Linked DNA regions of Mus musculus: region 1 is linked to region 2. A link is a loop called in an ENCODE intact Hi-C map of the cell type or tissue named here. Cell type or tissue: left cerebral cortex. All regions are shown on one strand.

The links. Hi-C counts contacts between places; a loop is a spot of excess contacts. Peaks named below come from ENCODE experiments on the same cell type or tissue, not always from the same donor. Only the 100,000 strongest peaks of a DNase experiment are listed, where the experiment ranks them.
Region 1: a loop joins it to region 2, with 6 times the contacts of the local background. A loop is called at or near these places in 5 of 42 quality-filtered maps.

Annotation. Positions count from the first base shown.
Region 1 is chr14:14,859,689-14,867,688 of GRCm38, forward strand. Nek10 (NIMA (never in mitosis gene a)- related kinase 10) reads left to right here. Exons shown (of 35, transcript NM_001195229.1): 16 at 1,051-1,153; 17 at 1,238-1,366; 18 at 1,863-2,000; 19 at 3,768-3,813; 20 at 5,705-5,826; 21 at 5,945-6,047. Among named protein-coding and RNA genes, the nearest start is that of Nek10, 43 kb to the left of the region's middle. In left cerebral cortex, a CTCF peak has its summit at 4,229 (motif pointing right); a DNase peak (open chromatin) is centred at 4,246.
Region 2 is chr14:14,117,659-14,125,658 of GRCm38, forward strand. It overlaps Psmd6 (proteasome (prosome, macropain) 26S subunit, non-ATPase, 6), which reads right to left and starts at 3,287. Exons shown (of 8, transcript NM_025550.3): 1 at 3,081-3,287; 2 at 2,329-2,534. The coding sequence starts at 3,225. In left cerebral cortex, CTCF peaks have their summits at 1,340 (motif pointing right) and 3,375 (motif pointing left); a DNase peak (open chromatin) is centred at 3,308; H3K4me3 peaks cover 1,414 bases; H3K27ac peaks cover 892 bases.

The DNA.
Region 1 (8,000 bases), 740 kb after region 2:
TGGACAACTCCTCACTGGCCATGCAACTGCTCAGGCACTGGTTTTAATTAAAGATATTAACATCTTGAATATATAGAACCAAGATACATACCTTTTTTTTTAAACCATTTAGAAATTCCAAAGTTAGTTTGATCATTTCCTCTTACCAACCAAGAGTGCCCCTGATAGGCTGAGACCCAGTGATGGGCCAGATGTGAGGTGCCAAGTCTGGTGGACGCGCAAGCCTTAGAAAGCAGACACATTCATTGCACATGAGGGACATGCGCACCATGTGAACACAATCTAGGTCCACAGTGTTGTCACCAGATGTTATTGGTGAGAGAAACTGATGTTATAACAAATCCTTTGTGAAGAAGGTGTCAATTATATTATTGCTTTATTCTTCCATGATATTTGAATTTAAGGAAAAAATTATTATAAACTTTCATTTCATGACCCAAAGCCATCCATTTTAATGAATAATGAATATTTTAAGAGGCCTCTGAAGCCAGAACTTTGTAAATGCATACTTCTTTACATTTTTTTCAGTTACCAGTATTTTATTCTCATAAAACATTTAAAAATTAAAAGGATATTTACATCTTGGAGCTAAGTTTAGAACTGTAACAAATGACTTAATCTAAGTGCTAAATATTTAGTAAAAAAAACACAACAAACATCCTCTTTTAAAATGCTTATTGTCTGTAACCCCCAAATAAATTACAAAGAAGGCTTTGGTATAGTCTGCGTTGGTTATATTGTCTTTTACTGCCATAGAAACAAAGACTGTGAGGCCCACCCACCCCTCCCCGGTTCCAAGTGTGACATGCAGTGCAGCTCACTGAGGTGCAGTGCTGTGCAGTGATCTGTAGAACATTGCTTACTCTGCAGGAACTACAGCTGGAGTGCAGATCTGCATGATATGCCAGAGCATATTGCTTCTTACTCTGCTGATTGCCTAATGAAGTTAGGTTTGTTCGTAGGGTTAGTTGGTGAGCCAGCTGTATCCAGAAGGGAAGCATTGATCCACTGTTCCCCAGCTCCACTTTAAGTGTGTGTGTTTCCCTGTAGACTTTTTCCCACCGACCTGTTTGAGACCTTCATTGACATAGGACATTACGTTCGTGATATTGGTGCTTATAAGGACTTGGTATCACAGTTGAATTTACTATTGGTAAGTCTTGAGTTCTAAATATTTGGGCAGGCTGCTCTGGGATCAGGATAGTAGTAACCAATTTTCCTTTTATGACTTGGTTAGGAAGATGAGCTGAAGCAAATTGCTGAGAATATTGAAAGCATCAATCAGAAGAAAGCGCCCTTGAAGTACATAGGTGACTATGCTGTGTTGGACCACCTTGGAAGTGGAGCTTTTGGCTGTGTTTATAAGGTGAGTCTGCCCTGGGAGATAGTTCTCATGTTTCAAAACAAATTTGAAGTAACACTCCAGATGGCCATACTCATTTTAATTGAAGTCCTTATCATTGAAAACTAGTGAAGAAGTACAGATAGAGATGAGAGTGCTGGTTGTATCCAACACTGGGTGGTAATTATGTGAGTGTTGCCTTGGCTCTCAGCTCTAGTACCTGGTCCCTGACAGGGCATCCTTCACAGAAAATGAATCAAAATAGCTTGTCCCAGTGCATGACATAGTTTATAAACTTTCACCAGTGTTTCTACACCTGCCCAGGGAAAGCCTGTTGAGTCCTGCAGTGGGGACCAGACCAGAAGGTAACAGGTTTGAGCTCTCTCAGCTTAGTGTAAATGCAGCTAGACTCTCATGCTATGTGTTGGTTAACCATGTATGTAATTTTGTTATTCTAGTTCATCTGTCTTTGTCTAACCCTCAATTCTCAGCATTTAATTAATTGCTTTCCTTATTGTAGGTTAGAAAGCGTAGTGGTCAAAATCTTTTAGCAATGAAGGAGGTCAATTTGCATAACCCAGCATTTGGAAAGGATAAGAAAGACCGAGACAGCAGTGTCAAGAACATTGTTTCTGAATTAACAATAATTAAGGAGCAGGTAAATATTGTCTTATTTCTGAGATGTCTCTGATATAAATGTCATTGAAGCTGAGCTCTGCTGCTGTTCTTGTCCATGCCGTTTATAAATCAGTTCGGTATGAAATACTGGACATTGGTGCAGTGATATTTTTGCCAGTGTTTTTCCTAAAGCTTGTTATTGAGTCATGGAAACTCTTTTAGGAGTTTATAGCAGGGCCTTGGATGCAAAACAGTTGAGCTTACAAACCAGAACACACCATGTATGCTTAGCTACTGAGTTACTGCATAGGAACAGGAGAAAGACACCCTTAATGGAGTGCTGGGAATTTGAGAAAGACCACCCTCCAACTTCAGTCAGCTAAAGCCAACCTGTTGACACCCCTCAAGTCTGGCTTATTAAATCTAAAATGTAGGTTTTGTTTCATTTCCCCTTTCTAGAGCAGGCTTGTGTAGTCTAGGCTGGTCTTAGCCCTGCTCTGTAGTACAGACTGACCTTCAGGACCCGCCCCCCCCTTTCCTGGCTCCCTGTCCTAAGTGCTGAGATTAGGGGTGGGCCCCACTGTCTTCTGGGTTATTTTTATTATCATGAATATGTGACATAATCGCTCAATTAGCTGTCATTATGAAGGAGTATTGGAGGAAAACGGAGCGCAGGCGAGAAATGGGAATTCTTTCTGTAATCCGAGAAGATGCTGGTTCCTTTCCCAGCTCTCCTTGTTTGTGCATTTCTGTTTCTAAGTTCTAGGAAGCTGCCAGCCTCACTGCGCCCTGCAGTCATGTTTGCTTGGTGTCACAAACATGGTCTTTATTCATTGAAACCTATAGTTTGACATCACTAAGTTACAACAAAAGTCACCACTAATGGATTAGATCGCAAGAAGCCATCCCATCCGTTCAGAAACTCATCCTGTCCCCACTTGCTAGTTGATTTGGGTGCTAATTTGTTTAAGTGCGTTTCCTAAGAAAAAGGGTCCAGAAGAGGCCAATCAGGGTGCCACAGTTTAGATTTTGATGTCACTGAAGATTGTCCCTCCTGTGGGAGCCACCTGAACCAAAAAGAAGGATGTCATGGAATACAGAAGCCATAGGTACGGGAGTGAGAGACCCTGTCTGCTAAGAGGTGACAATGAGCACAGCACAGAGGCTTCGAACTACCAGGCTTAGAGAATGGCACAAGTTGGCATTATTCCCTGTTCCATGCAACTGCTGGTGACACCTTCCCATCCCAAGTGGGAAAAGCAGCAGAAAGGACACTTCCAGGGCTGAGGGACAGACAAATGTCACTGCTGCCTGGGAAGCCACATCCTGGCTACTCTGCTGCTGATAACCCTGAGACCGCTGGGTTGGTGTGAGTAGCAGCTACGTGGGCCCCACTCAGAGGGACACTCAGAGGCACAAACCATTTATAGACATCATGGCAATTCCTCTGAAACAAGACACTTTACCTAGAAACTACATTCTAAATAAATAGTTGGAGACATTTTACACCATTTTTCTTTTTTAGAACTTTCTCCCTCCCTGTGTAGCTGAGGCCCAACCCTGGGGCAGAGCATGCTAAGGGAATCGTTAAGGAACTGATCAGTCCTAAACCTGTCCACTGCCCATTAGGAAGTGCAGCATCTTCTAGCCTGGTTCACAAAGGCATGGAGGACACTGTCTCTTTCATTAACTTAAAAAAGTCATTTAAAACCTTAAATGGCAGCTGGCAGTCTTAGATGAAACTTCAGTGTACAAAAGCTTGTGTTTTGAAGAGTCTGATAAGTGTTTGCTATTTGTTTTCTTACAGCTTTATCATCCCAATGTTGTACGTTATTATAAAACATTTTTGGAAAGTAAGTATGAATTGCTTTCTAAGTAAGGAAACATATGTTTGTTATTTATATACATTTATATTATGTTGGCAGAAAATAAACCCATTCAGCTATTTTCTACTGGCTTTTATTATTAGGCATTGCTTTCTTAAGCAGTAAAATAATTTTTTAATTGATGACCTGAGAATACTTAAAATATTTTGATCTGTATTATATAGAGGCACAGTGTGAATAAACAAAAATAATTAAATTATTGTACAGAAAAGGAACTGTAGAAGAAAAAGAGAAAAGAGAACTAAAGCATGATGTTTTATTTTTCTTTTTGCAAGCTCACAGCAGCATCTAGTGGCATTTTCCACCCCTAATAAAATGGATTGGACTCCGCCTTCAAGGTTTTTTTTTTTTTTTCTCACAAATTTCAGTAGATGCCACCAGGTGGCGCCAGAGTCCTGGCTGAGCCTGCAGGCTGGCTGGCTTGTTTCCTGCTTGTGGGATGGAGAGCACAGTCAAACAAAGCCAAACTCAGTCGCTTGTTTACAAGTGAAGGAAGTATTGAACTTAACCATCTGTAGCATAAAATCCTGAAGTATTAGCCGGGCATGGTGACTCAGTCCTTTAATCCCAGCACTTGAGAGGCAGAGGCCGACTGTGTGTGTTTGAGGACAACCTGATCTACATAGTGAGTTTCAGGCTGGGCATGGCTGCATAGAGAGACCCTGTCTCAATACTAAACAGAAGCTGTTCTGTATGCAGCTCAATTGCTATGTTTTTACCCATTTCCCTTCTTTAAGTGATTTAGATGGACTCCTTCCTCCTTACGTGCTAGTTCTTAATATCGGGATTATTCCTGTAATTAAAGCTATCAGATTTAGTTCCTGACTTAGACTGAAGTAAGTACAAGTCATTACAAAAACAAAACACTTAACCTGACGACTTCCAAAATAAATTGAAGGAAACTTAAAATATGTATAATATTACCAAGTTATAAACTATGATGAAGAAGACTATAATTTGAGAAAATGAAAACAAACAGCTAAGCATAGTGCAGGCAATATGTATTTCTTGGAATGGTGAAACTTGGGAATCTATAAATGTCCGTAAGAGAGATGCTATATGGTTTATTCATTTTTGCAATCCTGTGAAAGGCAACAGGAAGAACAGTGTGCTTACATTCATGCTGCAGTGTGAGACTGGTGGAGAAGCCAGTGGGCAGGATGGGAGATGTCTGTCCTTTGCAGGCAGATTGTGTATGTGTGTATTTTGTGTATGTCCAACAGTCAGAAAAGACACATGTCACATATCATTATTAGTAGTTCAAATTGGCTTTAAAGGAGTGTATTCAGAGAACAAAAACAGCAACAAGAAAACCAAAAACCCAAACAGTGCTAAACCCTTGTAAACCCTAACATAAAATCAGAGTCCAGGTCTCTCTACTCGAGAGGGGCCTAGCAGTAATCTCTGTCATGGGTAGGTGCTTTAGTCTGTGTTATTGCAACATCATAGCGTGATCCGTGGGTAAGTTTGTATGACATAATCTATGTCACCATACAAAATGCAATTTATAATGCGGTTTTCTGAACGTCTTATTTGATCCGAGGTACTAAGAGGCAGGCCTCGTGACTTGAGACAGTTGGCTTACTGTCTTTGACATGGTTCAGGCATTCTATGGTATAAGCAGAAAATGATTATGCTTGCCAGAGAGGAGAAAGTCTGGAGTCAGAGGAAGTTGCTGCTAGGCTGTGACTGCCCCAAGGGCAGCTCTGTGCTCTGCCAGCATTCAGTGGATCCTGACACTAAGTTTTCCGTTTTGTGCTCCAACACTCCTTGGAAAGCCCGGGTTCTAATTTGTGAAGGTTTTCCAGGGCTTTATACTGACTTTACATTTCTGTGACTCCTTTTTGCTTTTGCATAGATGACAGGTTGTATATCGTTATGGAGCTGATAGAAGGAGCCCCACTTGGAGAGCACTTTAATTCTTTGAAGGAAAAACATCACCATTTCAGTGAAGAGCGACTGTGGAAAATATTTATACAGGTACACTACACCCTTCATTGAAATTTTCTTTATACAACAAAGTTCTGAGCTACCTTAGAGATACACTGTTGGTTACGTATATGGCAGGAATCAAATTTGCTTCCATTCTTGTTTCAAGCTGTGCTTAGCTCTTCGGTATCTGCACAAGGAGAAGAGGATTGTTCACAGAGATCTCACGCCAAACAACATTATGCTGGGAGATAAGGACAAAGTGACAGTTAGTAAGTATAAAAGTCTTCAACTTTTTAACTGAAGAAGTTCTGAATGTCAGTTGAGAAATGCACCCCATTTCAGAGTGGTGGTGCTTGTCAGTAGAACTTTTGGCATAGATGGAAATGTTTTCTCTGAGTTGTCCAGTGGAGTGAGTAAGCACTAGCCACATGATACTCTTGGGCAAGTGGAATGTGGCCCCTGTGGCTGAGGAAATGAACTTTTATATTTCATTAACTTTTGAGCTGGGTATTGGTTTGCACACATTGGAAGGTGGAGGCAGATGGATCTGGAGTTCAAGGCCAATTTCAGTGACATAGTAAGTTGGTGCTAGCCTTAACCAAACTTTTTTTCAAAAAGCCAAACCAAACCAAACCAAAAAACAGCAATAGCAAAAAACTCAATAAGCAAAATTCTTTTGTTAAATTATAATTACTTTCCATATCCCTGAGACAATAATGTTTGCACAATATTGGATAATGGAAATACTGTTCTAAATGACTGTTTTGCTCATATGAGAGATACAGTACTCTTAGGATGCTTCTGTGTTTAATTTAACTCCTCAATTAATGCTTTCTGAGTTTTTCTTTCTACCTCATAAACAGAAGCTTTGCTGATTAACACATTGAGCACATTGCTTTGGACTACTTTATCTCAGTCTGTCTTAAAGGTGTCAGACTTGCAGGGCTTTACAAACACAGCGACTTGTATCCTTTGACATAGCTGTTTGTTTCATTGGTTGGTGTTTTCATCTGTAGCAGAAAGGCAGATAACAGTAAATTAAATTTCATTGATTAGGACAGAGTTAGGGGGCACTTCAGCACTGGAGAGGCAGAGGCAGGGGTAGAGGCAGAGAGGCAGAGAGGCAGAGAGGCAGAGAGGCAGAGAGGCAGAGAGAGGCAGAGGCAGAAGAAGAGGCAGAAAGGCAGAGGCAGGGAAGTACGAGGGGGCAGAGACAGGGAGGCAAGGAAGCAGGAAGGCAGGAAGAAAGAGATAGAGAGAGAGAGACAGACAGACAGACAGACAAAGGCAGAGGCAGGTAGATTTCTTTCAATCTGAGGCTAGCCAGTCCTATGTAGTTTTCGTTTCCAAAAAATAAATGAATAAGTAAAAAATAAATACTAATAACAATACTAATAATAGTAATTAAAACTTTCCCCTCTAAATTAGAAGGTTTATTTTTACCCTATATTTATTTTTCTAACTCTCCATGGTTAACTACTTTTTAGTTCAGAGTGATAATCTATTTTTCCCCTGAGCCTTTTTCCTCTTGTTTGGGATATGTATGGTTAACTAGCTACAAAGGGGAGACACTCTTCATGTAGACTTTTAGTCTCTACACAGGTTGCTTCTGAGATTCCTACAGTAAAAGAATGTTTGAGAGCACACTACTAGAGTGCAGGCTTGTCTATGAATTCTGTATAAAGATGCTATGGAACACAGCAAGTTCTAGAGCAATTGATGATAAAGGGATACATTAAAAAAACAAAACAAGAAAAAACCCCCAAGCCACCACCAACAAAACCTGGTCACTTGGTATTGGATACCAATTGCTTGCTCTTCCCTGGGAGACTGTGTCTTCCTCTTTGAGAATTCCTTAGGAGCTAGTAGTAATCTGTGTGGGATTGAGGGCTCCTGGACTTTCCCGGTTTGATTTCTGATGTCTTCTGTTGTCTTTCTTCAATTATGTTTGCTTCGTGAGTGTAGCTTCTAACATTCTTAGGAAGCACAGTCTCACAGCAAAGTCCCTGGTTTTCTGACTTTTACGAATCTTTCTCCCCCTCTTCTACAATTGGGACTGGGCTCTACAATTTGACATTTTGATTAGTTGTGATTTTCTGTAATGTTACAAGATACAAGTAATGTTATCCAGATTGAATAGGTTATATTTATGTAATATATGTTTATGTGTGCACACATGTGTGTGTATGTATGTATGTATGTATGTATGTATGTATATATAA
Region 2 (8,000 bases):
ACTAACATCTGCAATGAACTAAGCGTCAAAAGATTGATGATAAATACAAGTAATAATAAAACCACTGCAACCATCAAACATTTAGAAACAGTCAGTAAAAGAAAAAAACCTGATTACTCTTTTGGGGAGAATGCTGTGAGCCAACATAGAAGGAATATAGCCTTAACACAAACAGCAATCACCCAATGCTGACTAAGCCATAATGATTAAATTCAAGACCTGAAACAAAACCTTCACTCGTCACATACATACTGACTACCTTTTCAAACCAAACCATACTCATACTACATTTCAAGGTTTTTCCCCCACTATATTTCTAAGTTTTTAAAATGACCACTACTAAATTTAAAAAATTTTTTTAAAGTTTTAAATTAAAATTCAACAGTTTATAATTTAAGCCCTTTCTTTGGGCTAGTGCAGTTCTAAACTCTTTCCCTGTATCTTTAAACAGCACTAGGTAGAAACGCATCATCCTACTTTACATGAGAAAACTGCAGCTGCAGTAAATAATGACTATTGAGGCTGGAAATATAATCCAGGCCATCTGACCCAAGAGCTCACACTATTTTTAAATACTGGAACCATGTCAGCCTACACTCAAATGCTAAAGAGTAGACCCAGCACTAGGATTACTTACAACAAATGGCCACATACAGGAAAATAAGTGTTCACTCTCCCAGCAATTTCACCTCAGACTAAACAGTGTCCTAAAGAAACACTAGCATGTATGGGCAGTGGAGGCACACCACTTTAAATCCCAGAGTTTGGGAGGCAGAGGCAAACAGATGTCTGTGTGTTTGAGGTCAGCCTGGTCTACAGAGCTAGTTTCAAGACAGCTAGGGCTACACAAAGAAACCCTGTCTCAAAACAGAAAAAAACAAAAAAACCCAAAAATAAACAAACAAAAAAAGCCCCCAAAACACTAGCATATATATACTAGGAGACATATGAACATGTTTTTCACCACTGCAATTTGTTTAAGAAAAATCAACTATTACAGCTGGCTAAAGCAAAACCAGCTGAAGCAATTCGTGCATCCAGACCAGCTGAACAGACAACCTACTCAAAATGTGGATGCGGCAGCGGTGATCCAGAACGTAACAAAGTTCTCTGAGATGCAGTGACAGATGCATGGAAGAGGAGGATTCGCGGGACACAGTGACCTCATGCACACAAATACATGTTCACTACTCATTGTCTACAAGACATACATACACAAGTACATAACTGCACTATCAAAGAGCTTTGTAAGTTACTACTATAAATTCTTTTAGATTTACTTTATGTCTTTGAGTATACTGTCTAAATGTATGTCTGTGCATGATGGTGCTTGCCTGGTAGGTGCCAGCAGGGGTCAGAAGACAGTATTGGATCTCCCAGAACTGGAATTAAAGTGGGGTGGGCTGTAAGCTTCATATGGAGATCATGAATCAAGCCCGGGTCCTCTTTGAGAGCAACCAACACTCTTAACCCGAGCCATCGCTCCAGCCTCCTACTGTAAAAAAACAATTCGAGACAGGGTTTCTCTGTAGCCCTGGCTGTCCTGGAACTCACTCTGTACACCAGGCTGGCCTCGAACTCAGAAGTCCTCCTGCCTCTGCCTCCCAAGTGCTGGGACTAAAGGCGTGTGCCCCCACTGCCTGGCAGTTGTAAACCTTTTAAAATGTACAATCTTTGCTTCCCAACCACTTAAGTTACTACTGAAAATGACCCCAATGTTGTCAACAGAGGGGGCAAAACCTCTGCACCCTTGTTTTGTTCTGGAGAAGTATTTTTATTATTCTCAAGTATGTATATGTGTGTCTGGGGGTATGTGTGCATGAATGCAGATGTCTTTGGAGGCTGGAGGGATCAGATACCTGGGAGCTGGTATTGTGAACCTCTTGATGTGGGTGGTGGGAACTGCACTTAGGTCTCCTCCAGGATGATCTGCAGTATACAGTCTTAAACCACCAAGCCTCTTCTCTCTAGCCTCATGTGTACTTGTTTTTAATGACACAGTAAGGAAGACTAACGCACACCTTGCTCTGTTAAGAGCAGGGAATTGGGTGCTGCAACATTGTCATGTATCTACTGTTCCTGTACTGACTCTTCAGTACAGGTAAATATGATTATCCTTCCAGTTAAAACAGAAAGATTCTCTTATCCAGTGAGATATTACTCATTTGCACTGATGTACAACATTGGTCTGTACCTCCAGAAAATAGGGAGCACCTCTCATCTGCAGAGCGGGCAGGGCATCTCACTGACCCTGTCACCTACCCAGAGCGGGCAGGGCATCTCACTGACCCTGTCACCTACCCAGAGCGGGCAGGGCATCTCACTGACCTTGTCACCTATCTGACAGAGGTACTCTGCTTTTGCCATCATTGCATCTCGAATTTCACTTTCTCCCAGATTCTTCTCTGCATCCTCCAGCTCCTCATCCAAACGTTTCAACTCTTCTTCGTTTGCTTTCTTCATTTTACTCAGGAGATCCACGTCCATCTGCCAGTCGAGGGATTTACACAAGGCTTCATAATAAGGAGCCATATCTAAAAGCCACAAATCACGCATTATGAGGTATCCTGTTAGCTTCTGCTCGCTTTTCCCACCCCACCGAAGGTCAGCTAGCAGACGCCTCCCAACTATGGGCCTGGGTAGCACGGCTAAGGTTTGAAGCTGGGAGCCTGCTTGAGAGCCGATCTTAGCAGGTCTGATCGCGACTAAGGCCAAGGGGAAGGGAATCGAATCCTCAGTTTGCTCTGGTCGGCTCCTGTTCCAAAGGAGTCCTCATGTCAGGGAAAGGACACCGATTCGACTCGACTACTAGGGACAGAACCCTGACTGTCCCTTGGCCGGCAGCTAAACACCGACAGGCATCACTAAAGCCGCGGCGCCTTTGCCGGGAGTCCAGCCGCGACAAGCACCCGAGGCTTCCCTGGACGTCTCGCGGCGGGGAAGAACCCACTAAGGCAAGCAAGCCCCTCTCGGGTCCAGGAGGCCTCCCTAGGGGTCTCCATGAAGCCTCGACCGGAGACGCCCGCCAGGCACCCCGACCGCCCCGCCTAGGCCGCTGACTCGGCGCTCGCTGGCCTCACTGTTTTCCCGGACGGCCGCCATCAACTCCTCGCGCACCGCCGCGTCCCCGCGGTGCTCCGGCAGGCTAAGCAGAAACCGCAGCTGCGCGATGCGCAGGTCGGGGTTCTTGGGCAGTCCCTCTTCTTCTAGGTTTTCTAGCGGCATGGCTACAGCACAGGAGCCGGCTGACAGAACCAAGCACAGCCCTGGGCCACCAGCGGAAGCAGGAGGAGTCGTCACAGGTTCCCCAGAGCCGCCAGTCTGACTTCCGGTCGCGTCTCTGGCTCCGCCGCCCGCAGCGTCCCCTGCTGGACATCGGCGGGAGCACCTGGCGCTGTCCCCTTTTTCTTTAGGTCAGAGTTGGGCCCAACTTTCATTTCTTGAGTATCTTTTTTTCTTCCTTTTTATATAATATTTGCAACGGATAGGATCTGGAAATCCGCCAACAGTTTTAAAATATAACACAGATGAGAAAAACAATAAAAACAGTTTTCCAGGGACATCTTTGTTTCAATACTCTTGAACTAGGGAGAGATTCTTTTGGTCCAGATTGTAGACAAACAAACTGGAACATAGCGAGATTTGAAAAGTGGCCAGCTAAGGTTACACACCAGCTACATGACAAGGCCTGTGTAGAACCTATCTTCCTTACATTTAAAATCCACATTCTTCCCTATTCTAAGAAAAGAGTACCCCGTGTTTCCAATTATTAATTCAGTGATTTACATTATTTTTGTGTGCACATGTTGGAGGAGTCTTCAGAATGGGTAATGGTCTATAAATCCTACTGTGTGACACAATGAGAAATGTCCCACTGAGTTTCAATATTTGACCACATGGTCCCCATTGGTGGTGCTGTTTGGACACCTTAAGGAACCATAAAAAGGTGTAAACCCTGCTTTAGGCAGTCGCTCACTGGGGTAGGTTTGAGAATTTCTGACCTCACCCCATTTCCAATTCTTTCTATGTTCTCTCTGTGTGGTTGAAGATGTGATCTCCCAGGTTCTTGTTCCAGCCTGTTTCTATGCCCCTGCCACTACTAAGGACTCTCAGAAAGTGCAAACCAAATTAGACTCATGAGCTGCTTTGGTCATGGCGTTTTATCACAGCAAGAAAAAGTAACTAGTAAACCCACTGCACGGACTTTCTGTCCTTTGCTTTTGTTAGGCCCTGCAATTGTGATGACTGTAATCTGCTACCCCGAGAGAATCTCAACACAGAGACTTATCTTACCACAGAGACTTAAAGCCAGGATTTGCATCTCAGTTGTTGAATTCCTACTAGAAGTTTACCTTTGAACACAAGCTCAACTTCTACTGCAGTGGATCTTTTATGCTGGCCCAAAATTCTTCTGGGTTCTGAAATATGATGTCCCATGAAGGATGTGTGGATCCAGGTATCACACTCTATGTGATGGTTACCATATGTCTGACTTTTGGAACAGTACAACACAAGGATGTGCTAGAATTGGTGCTATTTTATGTTATCAGAATGTTATAACTTTGTATGGAAACTGATCATCAATCCTTTCAAGAAAGATTCTGTAGGAAGCATCCTAAGACATTCATGAATGGGTTTAGGGCAAGAGGAACTAGAGCTTTAAATCAAGCCCAGTATAGAGATATTTCAAGACTGGGTTCATACTATGCATGAAATACGAATACACTAGTGTCCATAATTCACTTGTAAACAAAAAATGGGTTTATTTATTTATTAATCATCCCATTCATTTACATCTCAAATGATATCTCACTTCCGAGTAACCCTTCCACAAGCCCCATCCCCCATCCCATATCTGCCCTCTTTTCCTTCCCCTTTGCCTCTATGAGGGTGCTCTTCCAACCCCACCTACCCTCTCCTACCCACTGATCCAGTGTATAGTGTCCTGTACACGCCTTGGTTTGTAGTCTAGTCCCTGGGAGCACTGGGTGATCCAGTTGTTCTTTCTATGGGGTTGCAATCCCCCTCTGCTCCTCCAGTCCTCCCACCAGCTCCCCCACCTAAGTTCCTGAGCTCAGTCTGATGGTTGGCTCCAAGCATCCACATCTGCATTGATAGGTTGCTGGCCTAAACTCCCAAGCAACTTCCTGTCAGCAAGCACCTCTTAACCACAGCAACAGTGTTTGGTGTCTGCAGACAAGATGGACCCCCAGGTGAGGCAGTTCTCAGATGGCCTTTCCTTCAGTCTCTGCTCCATTTTTGTCCCTGTTCTTCCTTTGAACAGGAACATTTCTGTGTTAAAAACTCTGAGATGGGTAGGTGGTCCCTTCCCTTGGCTTCGGGCTGTGCTTATCTACTGGAGGTGGTCTCTACAAGTTCTATCTGCTCCTCTCTGGGCTTTTCCGATAATCTCATACCCCCTGGGTGCTGGGGCCCTCTCCTTTCCATGGAGTCTGGGAATCTCCAGTGGCTATCCCCAGTTCCTCATCCCCTACTGCTACATGTTTTTATTCCATTTCCTAACCCTCTGTATCTTTCTCCCATCCTCTCTAGTACCTGATACTGCCCACCTTGTTTTCTCCCCCTCCTCTCTCCTCCCCAGATCCCCCCTCCCTCCACATCCCACGATCATCCTCTTTCCGACTCAATGCAGGACTGAAGCATCCACACCCTGATCTTCCTTCCTCTTAAGTTCCATATGGTCTGTGGGTTGTGTCACAGGCATTGTGAGCTTTTGGGCTAATATCCACTTATCAGTGAGTGAATGCCATATGTGTTCTTTTGTGTCCGGGATACCTCACTCAGGATGATATTTTCTAGTTCCATCCATTTGCCTGAGAATTTCATGAAGTCATTGTTTTTAATAGCTGAGTATTACTCCATTCTGTAAATGTACCACATTTTCTGTATCCATTTTTCTGTTGAGGGACATCTGGGTTCTTTCCAGCTTCTGCCTATTATAAATAATGTTGCTATAAACATAGTAGAGCATGTATCCTTGTTATATGGAGCATCTTTTGGGTATATGCCAAGGAGTGGTATAGGTGGGTCCTCAGGTAGTATTATGTCCAATTTTCTCAGGAACCACCAGACTGATTTCCAGAGTGGTAATACTAGCTTGCAATCCCACCAACAATGGAGGAGTGTGCTTCTTTCTTCACATCCTCACCAGCATCTGCTGTCACCTGAATTTTTGATCTTAGCTATTCTGATTGGTGTGAAGTAGAATCTCAGCATCATCATTCTGATGTGCATTTCCCTGATGACTAAGGATGCTGAACATCTTGGGGTGTTTCTCAGCCGTTTGATACTCCTCAGCTGAGAATTCTCTGTTGAGCTCTGTACTCCATTTCTAAATATGGTTATTTGGTTCTCTGGAGTCTAACTTCTTGAGTTCTTTGTATATATTGGATAATAGCCCTCTATCAGATGTAGGACTAGTAAAGATCTTTTCCCAATCTGTGGGGTGCCATTTTCTCCTATTGACAGTGTCCTTTGCCTTACAGAAACTTTGCAGTTTTATGAGATCCCATTTGTCTACTCTTGATCTTAGAGCATAAGCCATTGGTGTTCTGTTCAGGAAAGTTTCCCTGTGCCTATGTGTTTGAGGCTCTTCCCCCACTTTCCTTTCTATCTGGTTTTATGTGGATGTCCTTGATCCACTTGGACTTGAGCTTTGTACAAGGAGATAAGAAAGGATTGATTTGCATTCTTCTACATACTGACCATCAGTTGAACCAGCACCATTTATTGAAAATGTTGTTTCTCCACCACCACCACTGGACGGTTTTAGCTTCTTTGTCAAAAATCAAGTGACCATAGATGTCCGGGTTCATTTCTGGGTTTTCAATTCTATTCCATCAATCTACCTACCTGTCTCTGTACCAATACCATGCTTTTTTTTTTTTTTAAATCACTATTTCTCTGTAGTACATTTTGAGGCCAGGGGTGGTAATTTCCCCATTAGTTCTACTAATGTTGAAAATAGTTTTTGCTATCCTGAGTTTTTTGTTTTTTCCAAATGAATTTGAGAATTTCTCTTTCTAACTCTATGAAAAATTGAGTTGGAATTTTGACGGGGATTGCATTGAATCTGTAGATGGCTTTCAGCAAGATGACCATTTTTACTATATTAATCCTGCCAATCTGTGAGCATGGGGCATCTTCCCATCTTCTCAGGTCTTCTATTTCTTTCAGAGACTTGATGTTCTTGTAATACAGATCTTTCAGTTGCTTGGTTAGAATCACATCAAGATATTTTATATTATTTGTGACTATTGAGAAGAGTGTTGTTTCCTTAATTTCTTTCTCTGGCCATTTATCTTTGAGTAGAGGAAGCCCACTGATTTGTTAGAGTTAATTTTATATCCAGCTACTTGGCAGAAGATGTTTATCTGCTGTAGGAGGTCTCTGGTAGAATTTTTGGGATCACTTATGTATACTATCATTCTTAATAACTGAGTAGTTATCGATTGTGTAAATGAACCACATTTTCTGTAACCATTCTTCTGTCATGGGACATCTGGGTTGTTTCCAACTTCTGGCTATCACAAGCAAGGCTGCTATGAACATAGTGGAACACATGCTCCTGTGGCATTTGGTGGGGCAACTTTTGGGTATATTCCCAAGAGTGGTACAGCTGGGTCTTCAGGTAGATCTATTTCCAATTTTCTGAGGAAACTCCAGATTGATTTCCAGAGTGGTTGTACCAGTTTTCAATCCCATCAGCAATGGAGGGGTGTTCCTCTTTCTCCACATCCTCTCTAACATGTGTTGTCACCTGAGGTATTGATCTTAGCCATTCTGATTGGTGTAAGGTGGAATCTCAGGGTCATTTGATTTGCATTTCCCTGATCACTAATGACTTTGAACATTTCTTTAGGTGCTTCTCAGCCATTTGAGATTTCTCCTGTTGTGAATTATCTGTTTAGTTTTATACTCCATTTTTTTTCCATTGGGTTGTTTGGTTTTTTGGTGGTTAGCTTCTTGAGTTCCTTATA